2 separate regions of the Homo sapiens genome follow, and region 1 is linked to region 2. A link is an interaction called in ENCODE POLR2A ChIA-PET data of the cell type or tissue named here. Cell type or tissue: K562. All regions are shown on one strand. Links, peaks and the distances in the headings refer to the core of each region. The heading gives the core; the rest is flanking DNA. Region 1 has its middle 12 kb from the start of CMTR2. Region 2 overlaps LOC105371334 (a long non-coding RNA gene).

Region 1 (2,920 bases), core at 212-2,711, 340 kb after region 2:
GTCAGATTAATAACTGAGACAAATTTTATTAATGTTAATATAACAATGATAAAACTATTGCATGTCATAATTTTTTATGAAAAATATCTTTCAAAACAAAATGTAGTGAGAAATGTGATATTTACATTCTTGTGAATCACTTTTGTCTTTATAATAGGAGACAGCTGGATTCTCATCTGATTCTACAATCTGTCGGAATACATTGTTTTGGTTGAAATATTTAAGAAAATATGGCCTCATATAGATATGAAGTTGGGAAAGGGAGGAGTATTTTAATAACCTTTAAGGTAATTATGGATTTTTTTGATGTTACATCAAAATTTGGCAGGTAATAGTTTCTTAAACATTGGTTGCAATGAAGAATCAAGCTATATTATGAATTTTTTTGACTCTTACACTAAAATCCATTGATCTGTCTTGTACTTTGAATGGATCATTTACCCATATGTGGTTTTTTTAACACCATGAATTTGTCATTTGAAAAATATTGGTTCACTGAGTTATGCAGATCATGCAAATGTTGACACATTTGATTATACATTATGCAAAAAGTTACATTTTAAAACATCACCACTGATCTCATCAAACAAATCTAAGTATTGGGAAGCTGTCAAGCTCAGAGTGATGGACACATGTTTTATAAAATTCTAATTTTTCCTTGAATGCTCAAATTTTATCATGTCAAAAAACACTGACAGTTGTTTTCCTTGAAGCGTTGCTCACTTTATTCATTTTTGAGAAAATATCTGCCAAATACTCGTCTAACTATCGTTTGCCAGTTTTTCTTTCCAGTAAAAATGGTATTTCATGAAAAATGCACCATTTGACTTTGCAACTCAGTTACACAAATGGTTTTCCTGGAGGCACTCGTTCTACTTTGGGGTGCAGCAAGAGCTTTATGTGTACACAACTTTCCATTTCTTCAATATTATTAAAGTCATGTACTCTTAAGAGCAAGACTTAATACAATTAATATTTTTTGCTACTTCATCAAGGACATTCTTAAGTAAAAATGGCTCCCTCTGACCCCCATTATGAGCATGTATGATGAAGAATACAATGCCTACTAGTATAGTTTGGTGCCCTGCCTTGATTTGTGCTAAGGCAACAGCAGTTTTGCTCACCACTGCTTTGCACCATCAGTGCAACTACTGACATTGTGAAAAGATGCATAATGTCTTAGTTTCAATGCAGGCAAACCCCAAAATTGGGGCTCAGCCCAGGAGGGTTCTTGGCTTCACACAGGAAATAATTCATGCGTGAACCAACAGAGCAAAGCCAAAGCAAGTTTATTCGAACAACAGACAGCAGCAGCAGCCCTGTGGATTGCTGGCTAGCAGTATATATGGCTATTCCTTGACTATATGCTACGTAAGGGGCAGTTTATTCATGACTTTTCTGGAAAAGAGCTGGGGAGTTCCTGGAACCAAGGATTCCTCCCCTTTTAAACCACATAAGGTAACTTCTAGGGGTTGCCATGGCATTTGTAATCTGTCAAGCCACTGGTAGGAGTGTCTTTTAGCATGCAAATTAATTATAATTAGCATATAATGAGCAATGAGAGCAACTAGAGGTTGCTGTAGTCACCATCTTGGTTTTCGCTGGTTTCTTTGCTGAGTTGGGTGCTGGGAACACAAGTCCTGCTGATCTCCTGTCTCAGTTTTACCATGAAAATAGTTTTTGATCTCACAGACTCTTGAAAAGGTCCATGGGCCACACTTTTAGAACTGTTACTCTAGTGTTTTCCCATTAGGTGCTGATTTTTTAGTTTACTATTTTTATTAAGGAGGTTTTCCTAGTTTTTGGAGTTTTTAAAAAACATAAATGTTTGTTTAAATGTTTCCATTTTTTAAATCAGTGGATATGAACATATTCTCTTTAATTCTGTTAATATAATTAATTGTTTTAATTACATTATTTCTTTGATTGCCTTGTTTAGGGACTGCTGTTAATGTATGTTGTATATTAGCACCTGTCTTCTGTATCTATTACTTTCTCTTAAATTATTTTTTATCTTTTTATTTTTGTTTGATTTTTAATTTCCTTTTTCTATTTCTGTTACTGTTTTCCATTATGTATGTTAGCTCTTATGTTTAACATTCATATGTGAAGTAATTGGTTTCTTCTTATTTCCTTACTGATGAAAGAAAAACTTCAGCTGAATTAAATTTAAAGGCATTTAATTCAGCAATAGACAATTTGTGAATTGGGCAGCCTCCTGAGCCAGAGTAGGCTTAGAGACTCCAGTGCAGCCATGTGGTGGAAGAAGATTTATAGATAGAAAAAGGAAAGTGATATACAGAAAACAGAAGTGAGGTACAGAAACAGCTGGATTGGTTACAGATTGGCATTTGCCTTATTTGAACAGGGTTCAAACAGTTGGCTACATTTGATTGGCCAAAACTCGGTGACTGGCACAAGCGTAAGCTCTGATCTGTTTATACCTCCACTTGTTATAGTTCATGATGTACAGAGAAACCTTTAGGCTGAACTTAAAATATGTAAGGTGGCAGCTTCAGGCTAAACTTGATTTAACATTACTGAGCTCTATTTTTTTTTATCTTCCTGCTGACTAATCATGTAAACTGTATTTTTCTATTTTAATTTATGTTGTTCTTTTAGAGCTTCTGTTTTCTTCTTTAATAGCACTTAAATCCATCTTGTGACTTTTTTTTTTTTTTTTTGAGATGGGGTCTCGCGCTGTCACCCAGGCTGGAGTGTGGTGGCGCGATCTCGGCTCACTGCAAGCTCCGCCTCCCGGGTTCACATCTTGTGACTTTTCTTAGTGTGCTTCCTTTGGGGTATGTTTCTCATATCATTTTCTGCCTTTTCCTTGCAATATCACTATATATATATGTTTAATTACAATCATTTTCTATGGCTCTTGTTTAAATGAGATGCATTTTCCTGAACTTTTAGG
Region 2 (2,920 bases), core at 326-2,825:
TGGTGTCTGATGAAGGCCTGTTCCTCATAGATGATGCCTTCTAAGTGTCCTCACATGGTAAAAGGAGCAAGGAAGCTCCCTTCAACCTCTTTTATAAGAGCACGAATTCCATTCATGAAGGCAGAGCCCTTATGACCTCATCACTTTCCCCGAGGCTCTGTCTCTTGATACTGTCACATTGGGTATTGGGTTCCAACATATGAATTTTGGGGAACACCGATGTTCAGACCATAGCATACCCTTTCCAAGTCAGGTGGCCCTCTTTTGGGTGGCAGGCAATTCCCCAGAGAAGGAACAGCTGTGACTTGCTGTCAGTCAGTGTCATCGTGGCTGGGGGATGGGTATATCAGCAGGAAAAGGGGATCCAGAGCCCCCCTCAACAAACAATCATTGCAATGATTTTCTTGTGAATTGTTCTAGGGTTTGATTCACATAAATATAAGCAGATCAAATCTATATACCCTTCTTTCCGATTCACACGAAAGGTAGCATAGTGTTCTCTGTTCTGTGACTTGCTTTTTTCATGTAATTATCTTGAAGATCTTTTCATATTGGTAAATAAAAAAGGTCCTCATTCTTTTTTTCAAGCTGCATAGTGCCCTGCTGTATGACTGTATCATAACTGATTTAATTAGTGCTCTCTTGATAGACATTTGGATTATTTCTAATCTTTTGCTACTATAAAGCTGTATGATTATTTCTAATCTTTTGCTACTATAAAGCTGTATGAATGACCTTGTGTGTTATTTTGCATTCTCACATGTACATCTGTGGGGTATATCTCCAAAAGTTTAATGTCTAAAAAGTGACCTAGCCATCCAAAGGTGGGAGAATCACTTGAACCTGGGAGGCAGAGGTTGCAGTGAGCTGAGATCACGCCATTTCCCTCCAGACTGGGAGACACAGCAAAACTCTGTCTCAAAAACAAAAAAAAGAGCCTGGTATATTGTATCTGTAGCCTCAATGGTGATCATGGCAGGGCTTGGAATGGGGTGAGTCTTTAATGAAGTGGTGAAGGAACCAGTCTAAAAAGTGACCTAGACATTAATCTTTTTTTTTTTTTTTTTTTTTTTCTGAGACTGAGTCTCACTCTGTCGCCCAGGTTGGAGTGCAGTGCCATGATCAGTGCCATGATCTCGGCTCACTGCAACCTCCACCTCCTGGGTTCAAGTGATTCTCCTGCCTCAGCCTCCCAAGTAGCTGGGACTACAGGCACCCACCACCATACCTGGCTAATTTTTGTATTTTTAGTAGAGACAGGGTTTTGCCATGTTGGCCAGGCTGGTCTTGAACTCCTGACCTCAAGTTATCCACCCACCTCAGCCTCCCAAGACATTAAACTTTTGACAGATTGCCAAATGTCCTTCATAGGAATTATATAGGTTTGTATTCCCATTAGTTATACATGAGAGCGTTTATTTCCCCACAAGTTCATCAACAGCATGTATTACCAAACTTTTGGTTTTTCTCCTAAACTAAATGTCCTTTAAAATCTAGGCAGAGGTAGCCATGTCCCCATAGCTCTTGCACTCTGTACATCGGTGGAAATGTGATTAAAATCACCTTCCCAGTGATTTTAAGAACTATTTTTTTCTGATTATAAAAATAATACACAGGCTAGGCATGGTGGCTCACACTTGTAATCCCAGCACTTTGGGAGGCTGAGGCGGGAGGATTGCTTGAGCCAAGGAGTTCAAAACCAGCCTGGGCAGCATAGGGAGACCCCTGTCTCTACAAAAAATACAAAAATTAGCTGGGTGTGGTGGTGCACACCTCTAGTCCCAGATACTTGGGAGGTTGAGGTGAGAGGATCGCTTGGGCCCAGGAGGTCAAGGCTATAGTGAGCTGTGATGGCACCCCTGCACTCCAGCCTGGGCAATGGAGTGAGACCCTGTCTCAAAATAATGATAATAACAATAATAATACATGTCCACTTGTAGAACATTTGAAAAGTACAGTCTTTAAGCTTGTTATGTTTTGCCTATGTTTAAATATTTGAGAAAAAATTTTATCCACTTAGTCTAAGGATATTTTTCTCTTAATTGCCTAAAAGTCTGCTCACAAGCAGTCAAAATACTTTAAAGAAATCACAACTTTATTATTATTATTTTTTGAGAGGGAGTCTTCGCTCTTGTTGCCCAGGCTGGAGTGCAGTGGTGCGATCTCGGCTCATTGCAACCTCCACCTCCTGGATTCAAGTGATTCTCCTGCCTCAGCCTCCCGAGTAGCTGGGACTACAGGCATGTGCCACCACGCCTGGCTAATTTTTGTATTTTTAGTAGAGGCGGGGTTTCACTATGTTGGCCAGGCTGGTTTCGAACTCCTGACCTCAGGTGACCTGCCTGCCTTGGCCTCTCAAAGCGTTGGGATTACAGGCGTGAGCCACTATACTGGGCCTCTATGTTTATTTTTTAATGTGTCTGTTATTTGACTGTACCTTGTAGAGTAGGCTGCATGAAAGCGGGGACATATCCTGCTCCCTGATAAATCCCCAGGGCCTCGAACTCCAATGGCACGGAAGACACTTGTTCAATGAATAAGTGACTCTTGAATGAATGGAGGGGAGCCACCCGGGGCCATGTCTCCAGGAAGCCGGCTCAAATTCCTCCAGCTAAAAGTGGTCTTTGGCTCTCTTTAACATCCTGACACTTTGTTTATAGGGTTTTTGTGCTTTGCCCTGTAGCTTTTTTTCTCTCTTTTTTTTTTCTTTGAGATGAAGTCTTGCTCTGTTGCCAGGCTGGAGTGCAGTGGCACGATCTTGGCTCACTGCAACCTCCTTCTCCCTGGTTCAAGTGATTCTCCTGCCTCAGCTTCCTGAGTAGCTGGGACTACAGGCGCACGCCACTACGCCCAGCTAATTTTTGTATTTTTAGTAGAGACAGGGTTTTACCATGTTGGCCAGCATGGTCTCGATCTCTTG

Evidence for each region. Peaks named below come from ENCODE experiments on the same cell type or tissue, not always from the same donor. Only the 100,000 strongest peaks of a DNase experiment are listed, where the experiment ranks them.
Region 1: POLR2A ChIA-PET joins it to region 2 with 5 read pairs; 2 of 35 experiments call an interaction of 5 or more read pairs at or near these places.

Annotation. Positions count from the first base shown.
Region 1 is chr16:71,275,494-71,278,413 of GRCh38, reverse strand. No RefSeq gene overlaps it. Among named protein-coding and RNA genes, the nearest start is that of CMTR2, 12 kb to the left of the region's middle. In K562, for the core only: no CTCF peak of the experiment used is centred there; a DNase peak (open chromatin) is centred at 1,423.
Region 2 is chr16:71,615,874-71,618,793 of GRCh38, reverse strand. The region is part of intron 1 of LOC105371334 (a long non-coding RNA gene); the gene reads left to right. Among named protein-coding and RNA genes, the nearest start is that of MARVELD3, 8.8 kb to the left of the region's middle. In K562, for the core only: no CTCF peak of the experiment used is centred there; no DNase peak of the experiment used is centred there; H3K27me3 peaks cover 101 bases.